Linked DNA regions of Homo sapiens: regions 1, 2, 4, 5 and 6 are each linked to region 3. Evidence: chromatin loops called from intact Hi-C (ENCODE). Cell type or tissue: OCI-LY7. All regions are shown on one strand. Region 1 has its middle 210 kb from the start of LINC00290. Region 2 has its middle 320 kb from the start of LINC00290. Region 3 has its middle 490 kb from the start of LINC00290. Region 4 has its middle 330 kb from the start of LINC00290. Region 5 has its middle 260 kb from the start of LINC02500. Region 6 overlaps LINC00290 (long intergenic non-protein coding RNA 290).

Region 1 (5,000 bases), 280 kb before region 3:
CGTTCAATGGGACCAGAAGTCTGTGACACTCAGTTCAGCTGTGTTGAGAACTCTTGTTTTCTCAACACAGACTGATGAGGGAGCATACCAGCATTAAGCATGAGCTGACCTAACATTGGGCTTGTCTTTTGAAGATTCAGTCATCACACTGGTATCCGTGGCATAAAATGTAAATAGATGTAAATAGTTTGTGTAACTTTCTAGTAAATATAAACACTGATAACTTTCAGAAAATGTTGTCTTAATTTCCAGCAAAATAAACATTAACAAGTGCTGTGTGAAGATTTAAATAATATGGTGGTTGTATTAATCAAAATCCTTTCAAAATTGTATATTGAAATTCAAAATGAAATAAAATGTTTTATTCTTAAGACCATACTTAAAATATTCAGGAGAATAAATAAGTAAATGAACTATGCAAAAGCCTCCTTTATAAAATATATAGCATGAAATTAGAACACTTAGAGATATTTCTGGCAGTGCTTATGAACTTAAATTCTACTTGTTTATCAGGTTTTTTTGTTTGTTTTCTAGGCATTGGCCTATAGTATTTTACTTTTGATTTGCTATGACACTTTGCTATTTGTATCAAGTGTTTACTCTTTTCAATTCGATTCTTAAATCATTTGAGAAAGAGGATGTGCATTCTTTTATATCTTTCACAGAATCAAAGACAGAGTGATGGGAGTACAGAGATCGTCTATATTAGATGATAGTCGGGTAATTTTAAAGTGTCCTTTTTCAATATATTGCTTCACAGAACTCAACCATGTGAGAACAGAAATGGCATTCTAGTGAAAGCAAGTGTTTATTTCACATATTTTTCAATCCATCGGAGATTTCTTAATGTTTAGATGTTTTGATTATTCTAAATGCAAGTACATAGTACCCTATATTAGAGCTTTCGAAAAATTCTCAAACTAAAATACTGTCCCTATTATCAATCCTGGAGTATTTAAAGAGACTATTTAAATTCTTTACCTTTCAATTTACTTTCTTCAATGACTAGTATTTACTCCCAGAGAAAGTTCAAGTTTACGGATAACATCAATTTATTTATGACACAATAAATCTTTTAAATCTGATAAAAATTACAACGTTATAAAGTATATTAAGTTCCTCTAACAGATGACTTAACTTCTACACTTTCTGACATTTTCCGCAATAACATTTTATTTTAAATGCCAACCATACATAAATTCAATCTCGTCACAGACATAGAGATGTTCAAAAGTTCTCAATTTTAGACAGGGGTGGGGGATTGGAAGGAAGCAGGCCAGAGAGAGAGAAAGAGAGAATAACTTTAAAAGTCTGTATCTGAAAATGCCTCAAAATGTTCATCCCTGCTGTAACTTAAAAAAAAAGAAACAGCCTGAAATGTGGCAATAAATTATGCAATGCTTCATAAATTTTGAATTGCCGATTGTAACTGTGGCATAATGTTTCAGAACAATGTCATAGAGAAAGAAACTTCTAATACCGCTTCTTCCTGTGTTTGCAATATAATTTCTCTACTTTTAAAGAAAAAGGATACCACAAATTTAAATTAAACCAATCTATCAATATTTTAGGGTGAGATGATTCCTGAGATAGTCAAATAAACACATTCACCTCTGACTTCATAAAGTTTAGGGGTCCCCAAAATTAATTCATTTTAAGAGCTATAAGACCTTATATCAAGTTCTGATATGTAACAGAACAGAATCAGTTATATACTATTTTTAACTACTATAACATTGCTGATGTTTTGGACATACACAGTTCATAAATGAGCCATTTTTAATTAATTTCAGTTTTCAATATTATCTATATAAAATAATGTTTAAGATACTTTGTCTTAAAAATGTAGATGATTACAAAATACAGAACCAACTTAACAGCTGGCTTCTTTCTGAGAGCATGTTTATTTTTAAGACTGCTTTTTGACAATGTGTACAGTTTCTCGTACTCATATTCATTACTTTTTAGATGAATTGCTAGAATAGATCTCTATTTCTATTCTCTTTTTTCCCTGCTGGGGGCAATGTCCCTCCATTACTATTTAGGAAATGACTAGAAAGTACTTACAGGGAAACAGAACGTTCTTTTAAGCAACAGTCTCAGTCACTAAAGTGAAATGAGGGCAGTATGCCAAATATACGTCCTAATAAAACATTTTAACAATTGCGAATGCATAAAGTTTTATAGCGTATTTCTACAGTCTGCATAGTAAATTTTTTAAAATGATGCAATAATGAATAGAAATGAATTCTTTTTCCCACCTGCACAATAATTTTATATAGGAAGTGTTTATTACTAGAATTCTTAGAGTCCCCTAAAACTAGCTATACATTTTCTTTTTGGTACTTCTTATATCATAATTCATAAGTTGAAAAGATATAAGACAAGAAATGAATAACTGTAAAACTAGATCCATGTATTTTCTTTTTGGTACTCCTTATATGATAACCCATAAGTTGAAGAGATATAAGACAAGAAATGAGTAACAGATTGGAAAGAATAATCTTATTTAGCTACAAAATTATGATAATGTATGTAGTCACATTCTTATTTCATAAGTTGAAATTAGTACTTTGTTAAATTCAGTTGTATTCCTTTAAAATTCATTTTGAAATGTTCATAGTTATTCAAGAACTACGTACAGTGATAAAAGTGCAATCTATTTTTTAAATCTATGCCAAGAAAATTATAAAAAGTTATGATAAAATGCATTTCTTATTTGATATACCTGAAGTATTTTAACTTTGTTCGCATTTAATTTTGTATACAGAAACAACCATTAAACTCTTACTGTAGAATCATTAAATACACACACACAACTAAACACAGAGAAAAGTGGCAGAGCGCCGTGCCTCACAATTTCCAAAACCTCAATTAGCTGGAATTCAAACAACAAGAAGAATATTTTCTTTTTATCCATTAGTTCTTCCCCGACAATTTTGGCCTGGGGTTGTCTCTCTTCTTTTTGACCCACAAAAACATGAATTTCTGGAATTACGTATATGATCAATTGTAGTCCACCCTGTATTCCCATTCCTTCTGTTCATATTTGTCCTTAAACACATCTGTGATATATTCAGTTATTTTTCTTATTTTTCTCCTGTGATTTCCCCAATGCTTGCAAATGTGATAGTAGACATATGTTTTAAAAATATTTTTCAACAAACAAGATATGAAACAAGGTATGAACAAATCATCATTTTCTCATGACATTTTAGTAAGCACGCATTTCATTTAACAGAATGGCTGAGCACTCCAAAGGACAAGCAATTTCTTTTACATGCATTTAATATATGACATCACCACTTTAATTTTCTTAGTACTTGGGTAGTTTCTGGTTAGGAGAGGGAGGTGACAATGAGATGGAACCATTCTAGACATGGAAATAAAGAGAATTAAAGTGTCTTCTCAGAATCAATCCGCATGTGTTTGTGCTTGTGTGCGTGCGCACACACACACATACACAACTAGGTCAAAATTTGAAAAAAAAAATGTAATAAAGACAGAATGAACAACAGAAAAGAATGAGACTAAGAAATTAAAAATTACTACTAACAACAGTAACAGTAACAATCAGCCCTATGTGGGAACATTTGCATTACGACTCACAAGAAAAAGCAAGAATCAAATCAGATGCCTGTGACATTCTCTGGCTATTGTATCTATCTTCCAATTAATGATGGAGATTATTGTTGCCAGATCTGGCTGGCCTAGATTGTTCCCTCAATAAATTAGATTCTTGGTCAAAGGGGAGGAATTTGTCAGCCAAAAGGAGCTAGCTATTCAGTTACTGGACTATGAGGAACCAGAGTCCTATTTCTGGACCCTCTAAACAAACTTTTAAGTTCTGAATGCAAGAGTGTATGAGGATTACTGTCACAACATACATCAGGGTTCTGTCTAGGGAAATGTTTGTCCTAATGAATGAATTTGAGTCTTTAAGACATTGTGATGGTATAATGCATTGTGGAAATGAAAATGAAGTTATTAAATATTTGGATAATCTAATTAGCTTTTCTTGTTTTCAATACCATGCTGAAAAATGAACCATCTGATGTTTTTAAAAAATAAATATTTTTTCAACAGGATCCCAAGGCAGAGGAATTTTTCTTAGTGCAGAACAAAATGAAAAGTCTCCCATGTCTACTTCTTTCTACACAGACACGGCAACCATCCGATTTCTCAATCTTTTCCCCACCTTTCCCGCCTTTCTATTCCACAAAGCCGCCATTGTCATCCTGGCCCGTTCTCAATGAGCTGTTGGGCACACCTCCCAGACGGGGTGGTGGCCGGGCAGAGGGGCTCCTCACTTCCCAGTAGGGGCGGCCGGGCAGAGGCGCCCCTCACCTCCCGGACAGGGCGGCTGGCCGGGCAGGGGGGCTGACCCCCCCCACCTCCATCCCGGACGGGGCGGCTGGCCGGGCGGGGGGCTGACCCCCCAACCTCCCTCCCGGACGGGGCGGCTGGCCGGGTGGGGGGCTGACCCCCCCACCTCCCTCCCGGACGGGGCGGCTGGCCGGGCAGAGGGGCTCCTCACTTCCCAGTAGGGGCGGCCGGGCAGAGGCGCCCCTCACCTCCCGGACGGGGCGGCTGGCCGGGCAGGGGGGCCGACCCCCCCCACCTCCCTCCCAGACAGGGCGGCTGGCCGGGTGGGGGGGCGACCCCCCCACCTTCCTCCCGGACAGGGCGCTGGCCGGGCGGGGGGCCGACCCCCCCACCTCCCTCCCGGACGGGGCGGCTGGCCGGGCAGAGGGGCTCCTCACTTCCCAGTAGGGGCGGCCGGGCAGAGGCGCCCCTCACCTCCCCGACGGGGCGGCTGGCTGGGCAGGGGGGCTGATCCCCCCCCACCTCCCTCCCAGACGGGGCGGCTGGCCGGGCAGGGGGCTGACCCCCCCACCTCCCTCCCGGACGGGGCGGCTGGCCGGGCAGAGGGCTCCTCACTTCCCAGTAGGGGCGGCCGGGCAGAGGCGCCCCTCACCTCCCGGACGGGGCGGCTGGCC
Region 2 (5,000 bases), 180 kb before region 3:
GCTCCTGCAGAGTCACAATTTTGTACTTTTTTTTTGAGATGGAGCCTCGCTCTGTCGCCCAGGCTGGAGTGCAGTGGCACAATCTTGGCTCACTGCAACCTCCAACTCCTGTGTTCAAGCGATTCTCCTGCCTCAGTCCCCCAAGTAGCTGGAATTACAGGGGCACACCACCACGCCCGGCTAATTTTTGTATTGTTAGTAGAGATGGTGTTTCACCACATTGGCCAGGCTGGTCTTGAACTCCTGGCCTCAGGTGATTCACCTGCCTCAGCCTCCCAAAGTGCTGGGATTACAGATGTGAGCCACTGCACATGGCCTGTACTTCTGACTCTGTAACTCTCAGGGATAGAGTTGCCTACAGGAAATAATATAATTTTAGAAATAATAGAAATAACTACTGGGCATTCACTACATGCTAGGTGTTGGGTGTCAAATATGTGCTAGACAGAGTGCTGGGTACAAAAGTGAGTCTTAAAATGTTAAGTAGCTTGCCAACTTAAAATTATAGTGAACCCACCAGCAACTATTAGGAACTGGAGTCCGGTCCCCCAAAATATTTTCCAGGCCTGAAATTGTGTTTTTATCAAATTTCCCCAATGACGTGAAAAGTACATTCTAAGGAAATCCCGAGATGGTATAATTTTTATAAATGTTTTAAAAAAATTAATGAAGGTTAATTTTGTAATTTTGTGGCATTTAGGCCTATTTAAGAAAAAAAAATAACAAAAGTGATAGCCAAGCAACATTTACAAGTAAGAGTACTTTTCAAGAAAGCTACACTCACTCTGATTGTGATGTAACAAAATGAGTTACCATGATCATACCAAAATGAAGTGAATAATTCTCCCAATTCTAAGAAGTTCAAAATTAAAAAGTCAATGCTCTATACAATTCAGGAAAATGTGAATTTCCCTGTTGAAGACATAGAAGTATTTGTAACCTCTCAAAAATCCTGTGGAGAAAAAAAAAAAAATAGAAAGAATGAATAAGACCTAGTATTTGCTAGCACAGCAGGGTGACTATAGTCAAAAATAATTTAATTTTCCATTTAAAAATAATTAAAAAGGTATAATTGGAATGCTTATAACATAAAGAAATGATAAATGTTTAGGTGATGCATACTCCATTTATCCTGATGTGATTATTACACATTGTATGCCTGTATCAAAATATCTCATGTAACCCATAAAGATATTTACCTATGTACTCACAAAAAGTAAAAATTTAAAAAATTTTTAAAGAGCCTGTGAAGTTGGAACAGAACCAATTTTAAAAAGAGACAAAATTCTATCAAAATGGAAAACTCTATGTGTGTCAGCATCTAATGCCTCTGTATTCTACGCTTCAAGTAGCTCAGCCTACAGGGCTCCAAAATTCATGGGTGGAGCCACTTACGCCTCCAATGGGATTGTTCTGACTGCAGGGAGGAAGTTCTGTGAGTTCTGTTCCCTGAGTATCACTGTCAACAGAGACTGCCGTATCGTTAACGATGCTCTAAATTGTGACCTCAAAAAGATAATATCAGTTCTCAAAATTAGTAGAACTATTAGAGAAGGATAACATTTCTGGGTCTAATGGAATATTTACTATAATAAAGAAACACTACTTGGATACAACATGGTGACATTAAACATCATTGGGACATCCGAGTGGATCATAATGTAGGAGGTACTAAAAGATTGTCTCAGAATTAGGAGGTAGTACCGTTAGGGCATAATAGAGGATGCCTGGTCCATTTGGCTCTAAAATGATCATTCCCTTGAATCTATAGCATATCTATTCCTAATGAAACCAAATCCAAATTCCTCAGTGAGGATCTTGATCTTCTTTATCAAGCAATTCAAATCTGAGTCTCTCCAACATCACCCCTAATCAATTCATGAAAGGCAAGACGGAAGTGACAGAGAGGGGAAAGAACATTATTGATGTATTCAATTTCCCTCTCTCTAGCCAGACTCAGTCTGAGAATTATCCAAAATAAAGGGCTCTCCGTTTAAAAAATCTCAGAGAAATATTACATAAACTATCATAATAATCTTTGATGAAGGGGCTTTTTGTGGCAAAACTTGTTCATATATCTTACTTAATGGCTTTGGCTTCGATTTAAATCCCCTCTTGTCACTGTGAAGTCATAACAGCTAACTGTAGCTGACTGCTCTACAATGTGCAACCTAATGATGCCTTTAATTAAAGCTGTGGCATCAAGAAGATACAGATTCATGGGATCTGATCTGGTTTGGCCACTCCATAAATGTCGGGCCTTGGACAAGCCCCTTAATCCTAATGACTCTCAGGTCCCTCATCTACAACATATTTATAACTACTTTCCTGTTTTGAGTTTTAGAGATAAAAATTTTGAGTATAACTCATGTTTCACCGCCAACCATATAGAAGGTGTTTGGGAATTTGTTCCTATGAGTAGTAGTAGCAATAGTAATTGTATAGCATTTTTCCTGGTGGGATACATTCCAGGACCCCCAGTGGATGCTTGAAACCATGAATAGTACCCACCCCTATATATTCTATATCTTTTCCTATGCATACACACTATGAGAAAGTTTAATTTAGAAATTAATCCCAGTAATAGATTAACAATAAAATGGAACAATTATCACATACTTCAGTAATGTGGTATCTCATTTCTCCTCTCTCTCTCTGTCAAAATACCTTATTGTACCGTACTGTGGCTGAAACTGAGGTTTCAGTGGATAAAGGGAAACAATTATAATAATTATCCATGATGGTAGTGATTATTAGTAGTAATAGCTTTAGTACTTCAAGGCGGGGAAGAAAACCCTGCAGACCTCTGAGAAAGCAGAAGAGGGCAGCAGTCCTATAAGTAGAATGTATGAGTGCTACTGAAGAGACGCAGGCACAGGACAGGGCGCCATGATGTCAGCAACACAATTTTATGTGTCGATGTACCTGGGTCATGGTGCCGAGATATTTGGTCAAACACGATTTTGGGTGTTTCTGTTAAGGTGTTTCTTGATGAGATTAACTTTTAGATTGGTGGATTTTGAGTAAAGAAGATTGCTCTCCATAATGTGAGTGACCCTCACCCAGTCACTTACAGGCATTAATAAAGACTGAACTTCCCTAAGCAAGAAGGTATGTTTCCAGCACACTGTCTTTGGATTTAAACTGCAACTCTTCCCTGGATCTCCAGCCTGTCAGCCTACCACATCAGATTTTGAACTTGCCAAACCTCCACAATCCTGTGAGCCAATAACTTAAATCTCTCTCAATCTCTCTTCTCTGTGTATGTGTGTAGACACACACACACACACACACACACACACACACGCGTACATATTCTAACATTTTGTTGATTCTGTTTCTCTAGAGAACCCTGACTAGTACCATCACTAAGGCCAAGCAACAAACTTGAACCAAGAACAGAAATAATCAGGCTCTCCAATGTTAAAACCCACAAAACTTGCTGTAAGATGACAGTACGTATTATCTGGTACGTAAGTTTCAAGATCAGCTGTGTCATTTGTCCTTCAAAGTTAGGTAAACGATGTATCATTACTGAAACCACTAACAAAAACAAGAGAAAGAGGAATTAACTGTTAAACATCTATTCTGTAGGACGACAAAAGATAAACTCTTTACAATAGGAATATTGTGGCTTTAAAGTTCTCAATAGAGAAATAAATCTAAACAATTTGTCCCTGCTAAAGAATATGAAAAGCACATAGTGCATAGCCATTAGCATTAAACAGTGGAAATAAATATAAGGCAAATGTTATACTAAATCTTCCATTTTATGTTGTTCACACAAAGACATATTTTCGATAAAAAAAGAATCATACCAAATACAACAATATTGCACAAAATGAATTTCCCTGCTCTTTTCTATTTGGATATTTACATAAATTTTATTTGTTACTTATTTTGATATTAAAGACTTAGAAATAAATACTGTAAAGCAAAATAATGATAATTCCAATTAAGTGCTTCCAAATTCATTCTTAGATACTCTAATGCATCTAACACCACATCATGAGAAAAAATGAGAAATTTAACCACACATCCTTAATTTAACCTTTTATTCCCATGAAAATTCAAATAAAGCCACTGTTGGAAGGGAAATGGCAACACTTGAATAAGCTATAAAGGGGGTATAAGTCTATTAAAAAAACTTCTACAATGTATATAGAACTAAAAAAGAGACTTATTTAATACCACACTGACCACATTGCAGTTAAGGCTAGGTGTGTTTAGAAACTATGGCAATGGGTATGTTGATATACGTTAATTCTTATTATGATTATATTACCTAATAAGTTCCTTAATTTTCGGCAATATTTATAGGATGGAAGAATGATTTATGCTTAGGTACATCAAATGTTGTATCTAGTTTTAGCAATTGGAAGATATTATCATTTAAATCAAAGCTTGTTTGGAGTTGAAAGTCATTTTGCAATCAATACTTTTACTCTGAACATTGAGGACTTTTACATCTTCCATAGAAATCTGAGGTCTGTGCCACAGTAGAAACTTCTCTAAAATAATTGATCAATTCTTCAGCAACTGAATGCCATTGAATAGAACTGAGGGTACATCTACTTAATTTAAAATAATCGTAGAGCAACATTTTAAGATGTTCTTAAAGAATTAACACATATCAGACTCAAAAACCACTCTAAATCATAAGAAATGAGACAATAAAACATAAAATCTATTGTATAAATGTATAAACATTCTACATATGGACTTAAAAATAACTGCAATTCTCTTGAAAAGATTCATTGCTTAGATTTGCATTGTTCAGATTTACCAGTCAAAAGAAAATAAAGAAGCTCATCTTCTTTGGGTAACATCAGTTTTAAAAATCAGTTTTTGGTCCCTTAGGTAATGAAATTGTCTTAAAGTCTAAAATAAATTTCTAATTTTAAAAAAAGTACGTGGACAGTTTTGTACTCTGAAGTGCTTATAACGATGCTTTTGTAAACAAAGTACTATAACAAATAGAGACTGTTTTATTGCCTTAG
Region 3 (5,000 bases):
ATTTTGATTTTGTGATTCTAAAAAAGAATATACGTCATTATTTATAAGTTAAAATTGGCTGTAATCATTACATTAAAAATAAAATAACAACCTTATTGAAAGTGATGTGCTGTTTTCACTTTACTGGAATCTGGTACCATCTTGAGGTTGGAGACATCGTCCTGAGATAACTGTTGGTACAATGAACTTCAAAGCCAAGCCCCACAATTACTGTGAATGAGCCTCTATACCTGAGCATGGCAGGAAGTCATTCATTTTGTAACTTTTGGAAAACTATTTGATAATTCAGATATCAATACTTCCTCTGAATATCCTTACAAATCTCTTTAGACTTATTGCACCATCAATTCCCAATTGCCTACATAAAAGGATTGTATTAAGCATTCTTTCAATATTCTAACTGTACTTATTTTGTGGCACAACGAATATACCTTTATTTTTCTTTCTTGCAGAGTCTGGAAAATTTGAGGTACTTCAAAATATAACTTTAGTGCTGCAAAACCCTGCAGCCAACAGAGAAAATCAAGGCCATTCAAAGCTGTACTATAATGTTTCTTATTTCAGAACCAGGAAAATATATAGAAAATTACTTCCATTTCATTCAACTTTACATTGCATTATTGTCTTCGCAAATGTTGCTATGTGTTCTTTTATATATAGTAATTGATATTTACAATATTTTCAACATTACAAAAGCACGCATTCTACCTTGATAGAAATTTGTTAAATTTTAGTTCCCTAAAATTAGTACATTTTTCATTAGATTGCACAGTAAAGGTCAATCTTTGTATTTCATTAGGATAACACAGCCTTGAAATGAGTCAGAGCAGGTGCAAAAGAAAAGAAAGCACAATTCATGAATATATGACAGGAGAGCAATAATACTAATTAATTTGGGGAAGAATGCGGCCAGATTATGCTTATGGAAGACTTAAATCTTTTAAAGGCTAGCAAATAGATGGCAAAGGTCATCCAATCAATGTAGATAAATAATGAAAGTCCTTAGAAAAAGCCAAAATGTGACAAGTGAGAGGGTGGTCATGTCATTCAATTTGGGGGACTTAAATATTGAAAAGTCAATGATTTGGGCATTATGTTCAAATGACTAGAGTAATGAAATAGAGAGAGATGAAGGAAAATCTATGTGTGCCTCTATGTCGCATGCCAGAATTCCCCGCTACCTAAACTATTCTCTACAGATGAAATTATACATTCTGGTTTATACATTATCTTATCACATGCCTTACACACCTGGTAAGAACATCACAAAAAGCATAAGAGTCATAGTGCTGGTGTTCAGTCTCCTGACGGATGTTAGCTGGGGCCAGTGTGGTTGTAAATAGTGAAACGTGGGCTGTGTGTCAGAGACTCTTGCCACTTCCACGTTGTCTCTGCCTCCCTAACATGTCTGATAATGATTGATGCATGAGTTTAAGGAAGAAGCTTATTGATTCATAGAGATGTAGAGTTTATAGAAATATCAAATATGTTTTGATAGGATCCATCCCCAAAGTAATGAAATGAAAAGGATTAGCATAGGTCATAATGTGTATTAGCCACAGAGCATTAGATTTCAGAGTACACTTGAGTTCTTTCTGTTCTGTCACTAGGGGGCACTGTGAGCATGGATGAAGCCCTGTGCCCTGGATGACCAAATAGAAAAAAACCTCCCTAGGGGAATTTGCGATGCCTCTTTTCATCCAACATTACGCGTTTTTTAATAACATAGAAATTGACCCTCCCTGTCTTAAAACCAACTTTCAGGCAAGGGACTGAAACTCACCAGATGACTACATCCAGAAAATGAGATGCCGGGCCCCTCATCCACCTTGATTACTTCCTTACTCCTCCCTAATTGATTTTTTCCCTGCAGGTAGCTACATTCCTTCCCTGATATATAAACCCCCCAACTTTAGTTGGTTGAGGAGACAGATTTGAAACTTATCTCCTGTCTCTTTGGCTGCAGCACCTGAATAAAGTCTTCCCTGGCAATCTTCCTTGTCTTAGTGATTGGCTTTCTTTGTGGCAAGCAAGGAGACCTAGACCAAACCCCCGGCATTTTCGTAACACCAGTTTCTCTAGAAAATATTAGAGTAAGACTGTATAGGCAGCCAAATACAGAAGAAAGTTTAGATAAGACATATGCAAAAGAGTTTGGTCAGATAATGTTTATCTACTAGGGCTTGGATTTTCTTTTCTTTTAGAACAAAGAAAGTGATGAGAAGCAGGAAATAATTTTATTGATTTTTTTTTTTTTTTTTTTTTTTTTGTCCACATTGCAGATACTGCACTTTGTGGGTCAAACAAGGTGATAAAGACATCCCGGAATGTGGCAGTTTGCCAAAAATATACGAAACAAGATACCACAAGCTTCTCTATATAAGAATCCAAGAGACTACATCATTCCTTAAGAAACTAGGATATTTCTAGAGAACACTCTATATTATTTGCATAAATTATTCCAAACTAAAATTATAACACTAAAAGTGCCCTCTTCTAAGCATCATTATTTCTGGAAAGTCTACTGTAGAAAATATTTTAAATAAATACATTAGATAATTCCCATAGTGATGCCCTTGATAGTACTCCAAGATTTGAATTATATATGCTCATTTATTCTTTTTTAAATAATTCAAGAGACAGATCAAAGCTTTACTTTTGTGAGTTTAGAATAATATTTTTTAAACTACATCTCTCAAGCTTTCTATTTTTCATGTGCTCATAAAAACATTTTCATACCGAGCATTTTAAATAAAAAAATAATTAGTTGAAGATCAGCATGATACTTGTAATATTTTGTTGAAAATGTATTCAAGTGTTTTCTTTGAAAATAAAAGCAAAACATAAGTGCAAATTTCACAGAGCTTGATGTACAGAGTAAATCACTTAAGTACAGATATGCTTGTCCTTTGAATAAAGGAGACATGGATATTAGGATGCACGAGAGGCTTGGAAACCTAACACTGAAGCCGGAAGCCCTGTTATTTAGGAGCTGGCAGATGAATAACCATAAGTACGTGACTACACTGCCACCTAGTGGTGCAAAGAATCAGCCTTCCAATAAGGATGCATGACTTACAATTCAGTGGCAATTTTATCAACAAAATTTTTTGTCCGTGAAAGTGCAAAAAAAAAAAAAAAAAAATCACACCAGATGGCTTGAAAGAGCCTAATAAGAGCAGTTATTGCTCTTTTATTGTATATTATTTCTCCAAAGCTTCATGATTCTCATTGATAAAAACCTCAGGTGTCTGCAGAAAGGCTCTGCAAACTCAGCACCCCAGGCAGGTATGAAGGAACACAAGCTTCAAGTGTCTTTGAATAGAAATAGTATTTTCTTACTGCTTGGAAGAAGCCTGTCTTTTGAAAAGTCTGCTTAGGATTTGAATCTCTGTTTTCCTTTTCTAGTTGGAAACCAAAGACAAAAACAAAAAACTCTTGGAGATTGTTCCAAATGCATCTTTCTTGCCCTCAACTGCCAGCCTTCTTAGGAATTAAATAATCCCACTTGTGATCATTCCAGGATTCAAACTTCTAATATTGACATCTCTGTTACAGGCGACAACGATGCCAGATTATGTCTGCAAATTAAGGTCATTTTAAAGGCCTAGGGAAACAGAAAATGCCTGGCAAGGGATCAAATTCTTCTTTGAGAGAGGGTTAGAAGAACCATTGCTATTTACTCATTGTGGATTTGTTTTGCAGGGGCATTGTTATTATCGCAGGCATCAAACCGTAGAGGGGAAAAAGCTGCAAACAAAATATCAAGGGAAATAACGACCATACAAAATAAATAGCAGGCACAAACAAAGTTCACAATGCCTCATGTGAACTTAGGAAAAACGCAGTCATGCATCCCACTTCCTGAATATGTTTTCAGTGGAGCCTTTCTTTCTTCTACAGCAAACAAAATTATTCCCTTCACCAGCAGTTGCCAGATTAGCCAAGAATATAATATTCAAGCTCAGGAAGAGATTACTGATGTGTCTATATTTAAGGGGGAAAGAAACATCTAATCTAAAACTTTGCATGAAATTTCTCCTAGGTAGCATAGTACATATTTTAGCTCTCATTTTTGTTTCCAGACATTGATTGCACTCCACATAAAATCTCTTTAGCCCCCCAGAAAGACACTCTGTTGGAAAGTCCATTTACAGTCATTTAATGCAATACCTAATTTTTCTGGTGAGGTAGCAAAACCACAGAAGAAAAGGGAGCACCGCTAGGCAGAGATGATCTAGAGTCCAATTCTCTTACTCCCTGGCAACTCAATTTTCACTGCATCCTATAGCCTCTCTGTAGAAGTCAAGCGTATTTTACAGTTTTCTAAGGAATGATTGATAACCTCAACAGTCTGAAATTAAACTGCACAGCAGACAGTGGAAGATGGTATTTTAAAGTACCTGGAAGCTTTAGTATTCACTATTACACTACACTATTTTAATAAATAGAAAAGCAATGTTTATTCACTTTAAATTCATGACATCTATGAAGTTAAAGGTTTGCACAGCAATGAACAATTAGTTAAATATCACACATGGAAGCTAAACAGCAATTTGTAGATTCTGTTGCGCAGTGCCTTAATTACTTATATTGCAACTTGTTTCAGACCACTAAAGACAGGGCTATCGAAAAATCCCCAGGCAATTAAGGACAAAGCGTGCTCAAACATGAACAGCTCTTGAAGAAATAAATGGAAAGATCAGGTTTTATCTATAATGTTATTAGGTAGATAAATCACTGGCAAGAATAAACCTATGGAAAAAAATAAAGCACAAACTAAGATTAGCCTTTAGAAATCTCCTTGGAGATTATGCAATTTTCCCCCACGAAATCAATATCAGTTCAATTGAAGATAAATTACAAGAGAAATAAAAACAAGACACTTCATGAGAAGTAATAATAGCATTGTTTCTTTCACTGCATAGTAAGATCTGATCACAAAGCAGTGACAAGGGTCGGGGGATCAGGTTATATTCGCTGGCTATTTTCTCACGATG
Region 4 (5,000 bases), 160 kb before region 3:
ATTATCCACGTCAATAGTCACCTTGACATTAGGAAAAGTGTGTCCACTGACAAGGAATCATAAGATGAACAAAATGTGCCTCTTGATGGTGTAGCCATTGATGATGTGGGTCAGAATTCCAAAGATGACTCCCTAATATTCCTATCTTCTGGTAACTCAAACAGTCATCTACGCACTGCAGAGGTTCTGTTGTTGTAATTAAAGTCCCAAATCAGGTTGCCTTAAAATACCATGATTAACTGGCATGTGCCTCACTTAAGCACACACATCCTTTAAAAGGTGATGACAGCGGCATGATGGGAAGTCAGGAAGATTCAAAGCATAGGAAGGATTTGACGTGGCATTGCTGGCTTTGAAAATGGAAGGCCCACAAGCCTGGGAATATAGGTGGCCTCCAGAAGCTGACAACAGCTCCTGGTCAATAGCCAGCAAAGAAACAGGGACCTCAATCCTACAGCTGCACATGACTGAATTCTGCCGGCAACTGAATTGACTGACTCTTCTCCAGATTCCCAGGTAAGAACTCAGGCTAGCCCAACCCCTGAGTGTGGCTATGTGAGACCCTAAAGCAGAGGGTCCAGGACTTCTGGACTTCTCATCTGTAGAATTGTGAGCTAATAAATGGGTGCAGTTCTAAGCTGCTAAATATGGTAATATGTTACGCAGCAGTAGAAAACTAAGACAGCCATATTCTTTTCAGTTCTCATGCTTTCCATGGCATAATCTCTGCTTTATTTAAGTACTCAGTAAAGGTTTGCCCATGGCATGTTGAACTACTTCGAAGACACCTGTACTTATCTTTTAACAAAAGATTCCTTTTCATTATTTCTCATGGATCCTACTGATGAAAATAAAGATAAGCATATATTCAAGGAAATGCATTTCTACATCATTATCTGAGGACAATATTGGTGATGTCCCCTGGGTATTCAGGTTTTAAATGAGCCAGTTCAACAGTATCTTGATACATTTCCTGATGTGTCTCACACTCTTTTTCTTATATGCAAATTTTTCTATCTAGATTATATGCAAGTAAAGTTTAAATTCTATATTATTTCTGTGACGGAAAGTTATTGATCTTATAGCTATCATGTTGCTATCAGACAAATGTCCAATTCTAATTTATCTGTTAAGTTTATTTTAATTTTGCACTGTAAGCATCTGTGTCACACTAAAATTGTTTAAAGAAGTGTTTATGCAGGCTGTTTAAGAGGCAATGTGGAAAGAATAGTGACCAAGACAGAAAATTCTCTTGTATTTGAAGCTCTGTCCCAGAACTTGTAGCTGCTTGGCACTGGGCAAGTTACCGCTTCTCTCCGTTTCCCAGTAACTTCATCCAATACTTCAAAGGCTGTTGTGGGAATAATTGAGTTAATATATGCAAAGTACTTAAACAGCGCCTAAAACCATTAGAATGACACAAGTACCTGATGTTATTATGTAATTTCGCAAGTCTACATTTGAAATTTAAATACTGTCTTTATGTAGGATCTAATTACTTACAAGCGTCCCTTTGGCTGTGTCCTGTGAAATTTCATTTTTAAAACCTCTGATGGTAACAAAATTGCTTTGAATAATCTCTCTTAAATATTCTGGTATCTGTAAGGATCCACATTTCCAAAGACATTTTTAATTCAAAATGCTTCCTACCTTCAGAAGAATACCAGATTTTCTAGAAATTTTAAAAGTAAGATTCTGAATTCAAGGTCTGTATCTGCAACATGCCAATGGGAAGCTAGAGAGTAGTTAGTGTTCCCTGCAGAGTGACAGCACTTCCAATATTCACTCATGAGTCTCTTCTAAATTACCACTGAAACGTGCAGCTGAGGATCACATGCATGTCTGACCACTGAGCTGGAATATATAAGATGATATTTGAATTTGCTTTTCTGGGATTGAAAGGATAATACACCAGCGCCACCTAGTTGTCCAGATACAATGTGCTACTTATTTATTCTTGAAAGGAATTATGCTCTTACAAGTAGAAATGTAAAATTTTAATTTTTTTTACCATTGACATAGGCCCTGTATTTATTTTAACAAATTCTCATTTCTGCAAGTGATACAAGTGATAAATTCAAGGTTCCATTTAAGGTAAATATTCCTCATGTTTATTTTATTTATACAAGAGGATTGGCAAACCTCAGATACTAATCTTCATTAATTTGCTTTAATTTTGCTGTAAAAATATCTGAATTACTTAACACACCTGCCACATCAGCATATATCAGTTGTATATTACTGTGTGTCCCAGTATCTTAAGCGTCACATAGCAGAGCATATTCTTTCTATTAAAATTAAGATTGTATATGGGATATTCTGGAGGTGAAATACATTTTTTCACACACTGCATAAGAATTAAATGTTAATTCTGTAATAAGGTACACACGCAGTTAATGGTCTCTATTTTTTACTCAGCCTGAGCAATGTGCGGAGGTGGCTGAAGCCCCTTCAGTAAAATAATCGCGATGTGTATTTGACATAGCTGGTTCTGGAAGGCAGGAAGTTCTGCCAGGTCTCGGCTGGAATCAAACACCTAAGGACACAGACCTGAGATTGCTCTGCAGCCAGACGGAGCTGGAGTCAGGAACTCAGAGGGAAGAGAGATGCTTCAGGCAGTGAGGCCCAAGGCAACAAATGACTCCAATGTTTAGACAAGTTCTGGGAAGAAAAGAAACTGTACGTGCAAGCTACGCATCTGTCAGTAAGCCCTCATCTATGTGTTACTGCATGTTCAGACAATTTCAGGATACAGAACCTGAAAATCATATAACTGCTGAGTCATCGTCCTGTCTACTCACCATGACAGAGTCCTCCCAAATGGAAACTGGTTGCCAGCCCCCCACTCTTCCTTTTTCTAATAAAGCAGCTGATACATTATTGTCCCCACTGGGCTCAGTCACTAGCTAAACATGCTGCTGTGGGAATAGTTTTGGGGATAAGATACACAAAACATACAACAGGATGGGGCAAAGAATTAGAGAAACATCAACTTGGAAAGAAGGATGTGACAATTCCCTCTTCTCTTGGGAAAGTGAAAGTGAAAGCTTTTCCACATAGCAGAGAGAGAGAGTGGTTCACACTGTGTCCTGCATCCCTGTGACCTTTTATCTCACCATTGCTTGTTATATCACCCAGATTGTCACCTCACGGGGAGATCCTTGGGACCTGCAGCCTCATCCCTTCTGCTTCCTTCTGACCTAGGAGTCACCTCACGTGTTGGACTGTGGCTGAACTTCAGTGCCCAGTCCTCAGCAGCGGCAGATCTCAGCTCCTGCAACATTTGTTCCAAGATACAAGACACTGTGTGCAGATAATTACGTAGCTTTTGAAATTCTAGCAAAAGCTAAATTCTTCAGTAAGGGAAAAATAGTTACAGAGTGCTTATAGGCAGGTGTAGGAATTTTATGTACAAATACAAAATATACTTTTTCTAAATATTTCCAAGTCCTTTTGGCCCTGGCTTAAAAAAAATGATTTAACATTTCTTATTAAATATGCAATTTGGTTCAAACTAAGAATATGTGTAGCCTTGAACAAGACATGCAGCATCTTTAGGCCTCTGTGAAAATGGCGAAGTTGGGTGACAAGACCACTCAGCATCCCACATGTCTATTGCATGTCAGTTTTCTACTAACTATGGACTATGCTCACAAGAAAAGTGGTGGAGAAAGAGAAAGTACACCCAAGATGCTTCTTTTCAGCTCTTCTTTCCTTCCTTTTTATAAAGCATATTATTATTATTATTGTTATTTAGAGACAGGGTCTCACTCTTTCACCCAGGCTGGAGTGTAGTGGCATAATCATGGTTCACTGCATCCTCCAACTCCTGAGCTCAAGCAATTCTCAGGTCTCAGCCCCTCAAGTAGCTGGGACTACAGGTGCACACCACCATGCCTTGCTTCTTCTTCTTCTTCTTATTTTTTTTTATAGAGAGGGATTTTCACTTTGTTGCCCAGGCTGGTATTGAACTCCTTGCTTCAAGTTATACTTCCGCCTTGATTCCCAAAGTGCTGGGATTATAGGCATGGGCCAACTGCACCCACCAAATGTTATTTTTAGTCCAAGGTAGTACGATTTCTCTCCTTCCTTCCATCTTTTCCTCCTTATTTTGTCTTGAACCCATCTACTTAATAAAAATAAAGACACGTTTCTAGGCCTTACAAAGCCTCCCTTCTTTACCAGAAAATTTAAATACTTAGAAAAAGTAAAAACCACAAAGACCACTTTAAATCAAAGATAACATTTGCAAATCACTGTCCTAATGAAATAGTGCATTAAAGTTATGAAAGTCATTTAAAAATAGAAGACATTTTAAACTTTTAAGATTTAAGATTACGCCTGTAACCCCAGCACTTTGGGAGGCCGAGGCGGGCAGATCATGAGGTCAAGTGATCCAGACCACTCTGGCCAACATGGTGAAACCCCGTCTCTACTAAAAATACAAAAATTAGCCAGGCGTGGTGGCAGGCGCCTGTACTCCCAGCTACTTGGGAGGCTGAGGCAGGAGAATTGCTTGAACCCCAAAGGCGGAGTTTGCAGTGAGCCAAGATCATGCCATTGCACTCCAGCCTGGTGACAGAGTGAGACTCCATCTCAAAACAAAAAAAAAAAAAAAAAAAAAAGAAAAAGAAATCTGAGCCTTTGTTCTAAAACAAAAACTACAAAAGCCTAAAAAGATAGATAGCAACCTTATGTCTTCAAGGTACTAAAATGTCTCTACTTTTTAAAACATTATATTTACAAATTTTATATAAATTCATAGTACATTTTGAATCCAACTTGTCAATTCACTCAGATGTTTCCACAGCTATAGGCCTTGGAGCCTATCCCACTGATTAAAGATAGGGACTAGCACATGATTAAACCAAAATAACTTCATTTACTTTTACTGTTTCCCTTGAAAGGATGCCTTCATACTCCTTATAATCAGAGGTTAAAAATAGAGAACATATTGAAACATAGAGACCTTGCTATCACAACTACAATCAAAGCCAGCA
Region 5 (5,000 bases), 860 kb before region 3:
CTGTCTGTTTTCCCCCTTCCTTGCTCTATAATTTGAACCACTTTTATTCTGTGGGTCAGTTAAAGTTAAAGTCACTCTGGTTCTGATTGCTATCTAATCCACAGGGCAGAAAATAACCACATGACATTTACACATGTAATTGAAGGAGAAATTGATGGTTATTTGGAATGTAATAAAAATTGATGCTAATAGTCATTCATTATGGATAAAAAGGCATGATACACTCTCAAAGTCACTAAGAATGGTATCAGAGTAAGACAAACAATTAGGGCTGACATTAAAAAAAAGGAAGTAGCAGAAACCAACTTCTAATTTGTGAAACACAGAACTGGTGCAGGTGTCAGCTTCCAAAGGCCTTATGAGGAGAATCATAACTAGAACTTCTTAGATCAGTTCATGTTTTCAGAAACACATGACCCACGTACATACATGCACATGCACGCACACACATACAACACATTTACTCCTCCAACGAATACGACAGTTAAAGAGGCAATATCTTTGTTGTTGAATCAACATCCATTAAAGATTAGTTTTATTTTTATGGCTATGCCTGTTTGGAGGATTACATGTCTACAGAATTTGAAAAGGAAGATGCATATTTTCCATATTATGCACTGAGGGTCCCCTTAAAACTCATTAAGAGTTGCTTGAATTCACAAATTCTACGACTGTTAGCAATGGGGGGAAAAATGCTTTGTATGTTCTGCCAGCAGGATCTACCTTAGGACCAGCTTGATTTGTTAGGGTGAATATTAGTTACCTGTAACTCATGCATTGCAACTCATCTACACCTGTAACTCTTGTTTCTCTTCTTAAGACATATCAGTGAGAACTCAACTTTGCTGCTTTGCTTTATGTAGGAAAGGCTGGCCACCTCCACGCGCTGATGGCTACTAATGAGAGATCACTTCCTAAGATCATTACTTGAAATAAGTTCCCTTGTAAAAATTAATCTATTGGTGCCACATAATGCAAAATTTCAATTATTCATTCATCTTATTTATTACCCTGTATGTAGGGCTTTTAAGCATCTCACTGTCCTGACTTCAGAATGCATGTTTTTTTATGATCACTGAGAAAGAAATAATAGTTTAATATGTCTCTTCTCTGACACTTAAAATGTTACTTTTTAAAAAGTGCTCTTTCATTTGGAGCATAAATTAAAATGTAATTGTACACAGTTATTATTCCAGTTCACCAGAATAATAAAGAGAGTTAAGAGAAGAGCCAAACTTTATGATTTCCAAACGCTCCTGTATGTGTCCTATTCTTACTTAGTTTCTCTTTGTTTCATGACACACTTGGAATGACTTTGGTCTTTTCTTAAGGCCACATAGGAAGTTTGTATTTTAGAGCAAGGGATCTCTGCTTATGGACAACCTCATCAAAGAGTTCAGTCCAATTCTGCTTAATTCAACAAATATTTTCCAAGTACCTAGTGTGTACATAGCACCGTGCCTATTGAACTCTGGCTGAAAGTAGCCATCTCGCGAATGTTTGCCCCTGGCCACAAGGGAGGCTAAAGTGGCCAATGAGTGGCTGAGTGTAAATGCAATACTTGTGGCCTCATGTTATCTGGTCAGTAAGTGGTATCTTTATTTCCAAGTGCAGCTCATTAACAGCACCTATTTATCTGGTGTCATTAGGAATAATTTATATTATAATGGGGTGAATAACAACCCCCCACCCCACGTGATTGTAGTTATCTTAGGCTGTCAGTTGTAAGTTCTCATGTCTCCTGAAAGGATTTATGCCTGTAGTATTTACATTACCCACATCTATTTCCCTTGAGTTTTCTGTTTGAAGTTAATCCTTCTTACTGAAGAGAATGGAAGCAAAACATGAATTGAGCAGCTCTTCCTTCTCTGTTTTCTGTTAACACTACACTGTCATCGCCCAAGAGCAGTTCTCTCATTTCCTTCTGGATTCTAGATCTAAACAGATGGGAAGGCAGACCCTTTTTCCTTGTCTGTACCATTTCTCATTCATTTTTGCTCATGCCTTTGGACATGTAGGAGAGGTACTGCTGGGGAGGAATAAGGGGAGCAGAAGCTCCACTGCACTAACAGCTGGAAGATCTGGCTTCTAATCCCCACACTGCCTTTCCCAGCAGTAGAGCATTGGGCAAGATGTTTTAACCCTTTTGAGCCTCAGTTTTTTCACCTGTGAAATGGGTTCAATAATCTCCACTGTGCCTTCCTCACAGATAGGAAAATATAAATAAAAGCTCTTTAAACATTTTAAAGTATACTAATCTTATTTATGCTACTCATATACTGTTAAATATAGACATATATTTATATCAACTATATATATGCCTGCAGATATGTGTGTGTATATACACGTGTGTGTGTGTGTATGTGTGTGTGTGTTTGGTTATCAGCCCTTCATTCCACATTTCTGCCTTTTTCTTCCTTATGAGCAGCCTCTCAGGGAAGGAACCTGAGCAGCGTGTATGCACACTTGCACTAGGGGGCAGCATTGCACAGTGGTGGAGAGTGCAGGCTTTGCAGCCAGGCTTTCTGGGATGGAATTCCACCTCCTCGGTGAAATACTTGGGAAAGTGACTTAACCTCCCTCAGCCTCACTTTCCTTATTTGTAAAATGAGGTGAATAATTCAACCTACCTCGTAGGATTGTTATGAGGATTAAATGATTTAATGCCCATAAAGCACTTCAAATTGTGACACTAGTAAGAAGGCAACAAGTCTTAGCTATTCTTAGTGTTGTTACAGAGCAAAAAGTCAATAATTTAGCTCTTCCTGTGCTTTGCGAGTCTCATTTACAAGAGAAGGTCGTAATTCTTATCTCTAAATCTCTTCAATTTTGTTCACTCGAAGACTATAGTGTCACAGCACTGTGCTAGAGGGTCTGTTTTGTAGTTATCAAGATAGAACTTATAATACTTAATTTTCTTTCTTTAGGATCAAAATAATAATTTTATGCTACTACTTGATCTGAAAGTCATTGATTATAAAGAGTCCTGTGTAGAAACTAGATAGCTTTATTTTTAAATGCCATATTGGGTGGGGTATATACCAAAAAGTAAACGTCCAATATACAAATATGTATATTAAGTATCTATTTTATAAAAATAGAAAATTTTAAATCACAGAATGTTTTCATTTGACAAAATAATTTCATTTCTGTTTTTTTTCCTAAAGGTAATCAGAGATGTATGTAAGGATTTACGCCTTACACAGAGAATTTTATCCTCCTTTAACCCCCCCTTTTAAAAAATTGTTTTAAAAAAGTAAACAATTTTTAGTACACTGTGGTACATCCATACAATGGAGTATTGTTCAGCCATTAATATATTTTTAAAGAACATTTAACAACTCAGAAGTATAAGTTTAAATGAAAGAAGAGGTAATTTACAAACTGCTTTATAGAGTAAAATGTCAAATGTGTGTACATATATTACATTAAACGAAAAAAAAGACTACAAGCAAATGTAACACAATGTAAAATACAATTTTCTTGGTGGGAGAATTATGAATGTTTCTATTATTATTTTATTCTGAAGATGAATACACACTTTCATATATACATATGTATTTATACTTGTGTTTTTCAAATTTTCATTCTATTATCCTTTTATATTAAAAAAAAAAAAAAACAAAACCTGGCTGGGCATGGTGGCTTGAGGTCAGGAGTTCGAGACCAGCCTGGCCATGGCCAAACCCCGTTTCTACTAAAAATACAAAAATTAGCCAGGCGTGGTGGCTTGTGCCTGTAATCCCTGCTGCTTGGGAGGCTGAGGCAGGAGAATCACTTGAACCTGGCAGGCAGAGGTTGCAGAGAGCCGAGATCAAGCCACTGCACTCCAGCCTGGGTGACAAAGCGAGACTCTGTCTCAAAACAAAACAAAACAAAACAAAAACAAATAAAAACACCCAAAAACCTGATACTAAATATCTCAACTTTTTAGCTCATTATGTCTTCAGATAGGTAAAACAAAATGCTTTACTGGGAATCCATTTACAAAAAGTCATTAAAAATAGTCTAATTAAAAGTTAAAAACTTTCAAAATCATTCATCTGTGAAATCACATTTAATGTTTTCCAGACATACAAAAGACATTCATGAAAACAGTTTGTAGATTGGAACTGTTTTGCAATTGTGGACCTAGCAGCTGGTCTCTGTGCAAACACAACAGCACTGACTGGTCGCACAGGGGGCCAGAGGAGTGAGCTTCAGCAGGGTGGCTGCAAGGACCCAGGGCTAAGTCACTGAGCAAGGAGGACCAAGTTGGGAAGGGCCGTAGGATCAAGACAGAGACAGCACTTGGCCATGAACTTTATCTCCTAACTGAACTATAAGGACACTAAAATGTTTTTACTACTACTCGAAAGAGAGGTCACAGACAAATTGAGTCAGAGACTGATAGAGAGAGAGAAGCTCGGAGAAAAAGGGAGACAGACACATTCTGGAGAGAAATTTAGAGGAAGACAGAAGAAATTAACTGCTATTAATCTATACACAGCTCTCTCTCTAATAGTCTCAATTCCTCTTAACCAATCCTATAGTTATAAAGTCCCAATTACAAATGACAAGAATCACCACCACCATCACCACCATCACTACCACCACTACTACCACAAAAAAATCTCAAAACATTGTTAAGAGTAAGTGCCCTCGAAGAGTGCAAAGGACCAGAGCATGCACCTACTATGGCACCCCAGATGGATAGATAAGATGAACCCCTTAATCAATGACAATTGAGCAAAACCTACTCCTACTCCTGTTTGGCTGAGCTTTACATTTCAATCACGTTATAAAACTTCCAATCTCTCCTGGCTACAACTTAAGCAGATACAGTGAAGTGAAATTTATACTCGAAGGAAAAAGGCCACACTGCTTTGCTTGTCAAATATGGGTTTGACAGGGTCAAAATACAAAGCTGGTAGATTTTACATTTTGTAGATTTTGAGGTCTTCATTCCTCACTCGCTACTTTGCTGGTTTTTTTTTTTTAATTTGGATTCTTTTGTTAAA
Region 6 (5,000 bases), 480 kb before region 3:
TAACTAAATCTCTTCTTACAGTGCTGAGTGCTGAGTGTAATATCATGTAGACACAGATACTTAATGCATAAGGAGATTTCTCAGATTTGACTTTTTAATGTACAAAGAATATGGAACATATTTAATATTTCACAAGTCCACCAGGACCTGCCAGAGACCTCTGTTAGCCTTGGGCAAGGATGGCAATTTCCATGGGGGTTCATTTCTCAGTTGGCTGCGCAGTAGCTGCCATTGGTAGTAATTGTAGGCAGTGCAAAGGGGAATTAATAGGATGTCTTCAGCGCTGAGGGACAAGATCAGGAAAGGTCATTCTCTGAGAGGGAAATCTAGTAGGAGCATAGCATGGCTTAGAGTAGTAAGCTACGAGAGCTTCCCTTCCGTTAGAGAAGGCTGAAGAAAGCAGTGCTAGGAACAACTGGGAAACCACCTTCGACTTGGCAAGTGCCTGGCACAGAGTGGGTGCTCACCGTGGATTTGTCAAATGCAAAAAGGAAGCAGCTATTTCAAGAACAGCAATGTAAGCTACAACCTAATTGTTGCATTCCAGCCTATCTGTCTGAGGAAATAACTTGCTAACGGAATTTTCTGGGGGCTGTCTGAAAGGTTCCAGAGGGAGCCAAGGAGGAAGAGAAAGTATTTATGTTTATCCAGCAATGGTCAAAAGAGAAAAATACCATCGGCAGAACCAGCTACATAATTTGCAGCACCCAGTACAATAAGAAAATGTAGGGTCTCTTGTTCAAAAATTATTATGTTCTCACTCATAGGTGGGGATTGAACAATGAGAACACATGGACACAGGAAGGGGGACATCACACATCGGGGCCTGTTGTGGGGTGGCGGGGGGAGGGCTAGCATTAGGAGATATACCTAATGCTAAATGATGAGTTAATGGGTGCAGCACACCAACATGGCACATGTATACATATGTAACCTGCACATTGTGTACATGTACCCTAAAACTTGAAGTATAATAAAAAAATTATTAAGAATTTCAAGACAGTGACAGCACAGCATTAAGCCAAGCACAGGGCCCCAGTAAGCGCAGCAACTGCCCAGGTTTCATGCCCTTACAGATGCTCTGTCCAGTAGATGTGATTATTGTCACTACTTCTCGTCAGCCCATTTAGATCACTGGCCTAATCCAAAAGCTGGACAAAAATATCCTCCTTCCCAATAAATCTTTTCTGAAATAAGATACATATGGGTCACAAACTCTGGTACCTTTTTACCAGAAGGGTGATTGTTGGAAAAGAAGAGCTCAATTTTATTCAATCCTCTTTCAATTTCCACACTAGTCATTTGAGATTTTAATTCGCATGCACATTTGGCCTCCGTCTCCTTGTAGCTGCACATCTTGTGTAAATCCCTTGAACTCTCTGTCCATTCGTTCTTGTCATCGTAAAATGGGGATGCTAAACCTCATCTCTGGGGTTGATTAGTATTAGGTTGGTGCAAAAGTAATTGGGGTAATATTTACTGACATCCTGAGTGTGAATCTTCTGGTGTAAACAATTCACTTCCTGAGAATTCCCCACACTCACAGTTGTGTGCATAAATCCTTCATCTGATACTGGATAAGTCAGCAGGTCTCCAGGTGTGCAATGGTGAGGACAAGGTCCCTAATATCAATCTATGGAAGAGGCAGCTTGGGCAATTATCTGGCCTCCTCACTCTCCCTGTAACAGAATTTACCCATGAAAGTCTGCAGACCTTGTCGCTGGGGAAGAAGGTGGGAGAAAGAAGAAGAACCCAAGACATTTCTGTTGCATCGCTCATTATCTGCAGTTGGATGCTATCAACTGCAGTCTACTAACAGCCTATTTCATTTCAGGGAGGAGACCTGAATGAAAGCATGGTGGGGATTGGGTGAAGGTAGGAATAAAGAGAGATGGAAAACAGATTCCGCACTTTGACAAGTGGGATGCAAAGATGCTGTAGTCTATTTGATCAAAGTGGGGGAAAAACACTTTTGTCAAACTGTCTGCTTTGTTTACGGGCAGTGCCATTCTCGCACATCATTTGCCTCTTTGCATAAATGCTCTGTCTACATTTTTTATTCACCGTTGGATGATCAGTGCAAGGCATGTTTTTCTCTGCAACAGATTTATTTAAATTTACTGAACTCTTAAGCAGTCAGCTTACAGCAACTACTATAATCTCTTCTTCTTTACTCACAACCAAAGACACATATCACACAAAGAATAATAAAAGTAGGAGGAGGATTAGGAGAATTTTGTGTCACAGTGAACAAAGCTCAGCTAGCATTATGCTTTAAAAATAATGGCTTTTCTGTCTCATAGGCAAGGAGAAATAACTTTTCCACCACATAATAAATTTATTAGCCTTTTTGACCTCATCATTCCTACCTTAACTTAGATACAGCATCAAAGACAAGAACATCTGTTCGACAGTAATATTTCCAATTCAGCGTCTTTAACATTCACTGCTTGCTGCTGCTCCAAAGTTACTGCGTGAGCGCCACCTGGTGGCAGTTTTGTAGGTTGCGCAATGTAATATCACATAAAGGTAAAGTATGGGAGTTGGATTTTTCTTTTCACCACGCAAAGAGCTTACTAGTAGGCAAACGTCTTGAAATAATTGCCATAAGTCTGGAGTCTGTAATACACCTTAAAAACAGTAAATAGTACATTCTTCCCTTTTATTGTTACCTAAACCCAGCCGTTTCCCTTTTTTTTCACACCTTGCTATTTCTGACTGAAATCTCGTTTTTCCTTTGCATCTTATTCCAACGTGTTCTCCCATACACTCCTAACACCTTCAAGATGTAACTCTTTATGTAGTTCCTTCAGAAAGCCTTCCTGGTCCTGTGTGTTTCAAGATTCCAAGAGAAACAGACAGCACATTAAAACTGGATTATTGGAGAAGAGTTAATAATTCTAAAAAGCGCTGACGGAAGTATGGGCAGGATAGAAGGAACCCACAAATGATATTGCAGAATTCCAAGAGTAGTAACCAGTGCCCCTACTACCTAGTTCTAAAGGCGCAAAGGGACAGTGGCTCTGGGGAGCGAGTGGTCTGACAGGCAGGTGACCTCTGTGGAGGGTCCAGGTCTTCCTATCTCCTATGGATGCTCCTCATTGGCCAATCCCAACAGCAAACCTGAGATCAAGGGAAGCCAGTCCCCTTTGCCCCTGGAGGCATGGGCCATGGAGAGAAAGGCATTGATAGGAGGTGTAGGGTGGTTAACAGAAGGCATCCACCACTGTCCCCAGCCTGAATCCCTCCCCCATCATCACGGTCACCCATGGATGATAATGCATTTATAGATAGAAGATCAAAAGATTAAATATAGATACAAACCATTATATTGAAAGACTAAATGATGGAACAAATCACAATTTTCCAAGATTTATAACTTGTCTTTCCTCTCAGACTGCTATCTACCCATTCTTAGCTACCTCTAACTTCCTTCATTCAGTGCTGCTATACCTCAGCATTTGCCTTGTTTAAAGGTGTGCTAGGGTATGTTAATAGCAGCTATGCTTCAGGTTCTGCTAGTAGGGACCTATTGTCATTTATCACTTATCATGGACCAGAAACTTGAGGATTCAATGTAATAAATTAATGTTAATGAATGTCTGCCATGTTCATGTCCCATCTTTCATTTTTTGAAGGGCATCTCAGACTTCACCGAGTACATTCTTTCTCTCCCACTCACTCTCCCTTGCATCTCTCTGTCTCTTTTGAAATTGGGGTATCTTTGAAAGGTGCCCTCGCTGTCTAATTAAGTAGGGGATACATAGCAACAACTTTTAAGTTCAAAACAGCAACGAGCAGCCTGGTCTTTGGGGGAGGTTGCATTTGCAGGTTGGTATATCAGTCCCAAAGTGAAGGGAACTTGCAAAATTAATATGCAGCCTTCATAGATATGCTGACATGAATCTGCAGGAATCTGCTGAAGTAGAAGGAAAGGGCTACTTCAAAGCATTTGAGAAAGTCTGTGTTGACTTTCACATATGTCTTGGAGCAGCTCACGATTTTTGACACACAGTGCAGTAACCTGAACAATGAAATCTTATCCTAATTATGGTCTTTCTTTGAAGAGACCACATATCCTATTCATTACACCTAGATCTTTAAGTTTTCCAAAAGGTCTTATGAAATTCCTTTATTCATTTGTTACTTGTTGATTTGGTTTTGTTAAGAAGAAGTGCTTCATGATTACCATCAAAATAACAAATAATATCGATTATGCCACATTCAAATTTTTGGGTGATAATTAAAAATCTCTAGATATGAAAACAAAACTGAACACAGGAAGTGACTCAGAAATTATTAGGCTACAAGTATTTCATAATTTGAGATTTTTAGGTGGGAAGAAATTTTGTAGAATACACATCATTCTACTTTTATAGAATTAGATCATTCATGCCTTGCATTTTATAAATGAAGAAAATGAGATCAGGAGTTCCCTCACACAGTCAAAGACAGGGGCTAAGTAGTTGCAAATTTAAAACCATAACCTACATAGCATGAGTCCTCACCCAGTGCTGAGAATGTTAAAGTAAAATAGGACTTGATTATGTGCAAGGGTGATTCTACTAATACAAAACATGTGTTGGTGTTCTTTTTCTGAAGTAGAAAAAAATAGGAAGATTGAAATCATCTTCTACCTCCTTCTTCTCAACACATTTAATAACAGTGAGAGGGTAAAAAATAAAGAATGGTTTTGTGGTTCAGAGTCAGAGGAGAATAAACTCATATACTCCAAAAATCACTATCTATCAAAGTATTGCTCGTTCCTTGCAGACTGGAAACTGGGTAAAGAGGAAATTGAGGGGCAGGGAGTGAGAGAGATGTTTTGGATGTGAAAGAAGTGTGCATGGATGTGTGGGTGCATGCTGGTGTTTTGGGATCCTTGAGGGTCAGGGACCTCCAACGCGGTTGGCATCATAAGCATTGTGACCTATGGAGCCTTCTCAAAGAGCCCATTACTGAGCTTGGCATGGATGGCAAAGGTGGCGGTGATATTGCCA

The links. Peaks named below come from ENCODE experiments on the same cell type or tissue, not always from the same donor. Only the 100,000 strongest peaks of a DNase experiment are listed, where the experiment ranks them.
Region 1: a loop joins it to region 3, with 8 times the contacts of the local background. A loop is called at or near these places in 11 of 110 quality-filtered maps.
Region 2: a loop joins it to region 3, with 6 times the contacts of the local background. A loop is called at or near these places in 5 of 110 quality-filtered maps.
Region 4: it touches region 3 in a loop (5-fold over the local background); 9 of 110 quality-filtered maps call a loop at or near these places.
Region 5: it touches region 3 in a loop (8-fold over the local background); 17 of 110 quality-filtered maps call a loop at or near these places.
Region 6: it touches region 3 in a loop (6-fold over the local background); 8 of 110 quality-filtered maps call a loop at or near these places.

Annotation. Positions count from the first base shown.
Region 1 is chr4:180,944,703-180,949,702 of GRCh38, reverse strand. No RefSeq gene overlaps it. Among named protein-coding and RNA genes, the nearest start is that of LINC00290, 210 kb to the left of the region's middle. In OCI-LY7, a CTCF peak has its summit at 2,025; a DNase peak (open chromatin) is centred at 2,032.
Region 2 is chr4:180,838,175-180,843,174 of GRCh38, reverse strand. No RefSeq gene overlaps it. Among named protein-coding and RNA genes, the nearest start is that of LINC00290, 320 kb to the left of the region's middle. In OCI-LY7, no CTCF peak of the experiment used is centred here; a DNase peak (open chromatin) is centred at 2,844.
Region 3 is chr4:180,663,007-180,668,006 of GRCh38, reverse strand. No RefSeq gene overlaps it. Among named protein-coding and RNA genes, the nearest start is that of LINC00290, 490 kb to the left of the region's middle. In OCI-LY7, CTCF peaks have their summits at 1,404, 1,607 (motif pointing right), 2,851 and 3,054 (motif pointing left); DNase peaks (open chromatin) are centred at 1,626 and 3,006; H3K27ac peaks cover 2,258 bases.
Region 4 is chr4:180,825,535-180,830,534 of GRCh38, reverse strand. No RefSeq gene overlaps it. Among named protein-coding and RNA genes, the nearest start is that of LINC00290, 330 kb to the left of the region's middle. RefSeq lists an enhancer at 2,187-3,386. In OCI-LY7, CTCF peaks have their summits at 1,714 and 1,918; a DNase peak (open chromatin) is centred at 1,894; H3K4me3 peaks cover 515 bases.
Region 5 is chr4:181,526,248-181,531,247 of GRCh38, reverse strand. It overlaps a transcript of TENM3 not described here. Among named protein-coding and RNA genes, the nearest start is that of LINC02500, 260 kb to the right of the region's middle. In OCI-LY7, CTCF peaks have their summits at 2,256 and 2,479 (motif pointing right); a DNase peak (open chromatin) is centred at 2,467.
Region 6 is chr4:181,140,934-181,145,933 of GRCh38, reverse strand. All of the region lies in intron 2 of LINC00290 (long intergenic non-protein coding RNA 290), which reads left to right. Among named protein-coding and RNA genes, the nearest start is that of LINC00290, 16 kb to the left of the region's middle. In OCI-LY7, CTCF peaks have their summits at 2,294 and 2,494 (motif pointing left); a DNase peak (open chromatin) is centred at 2,483.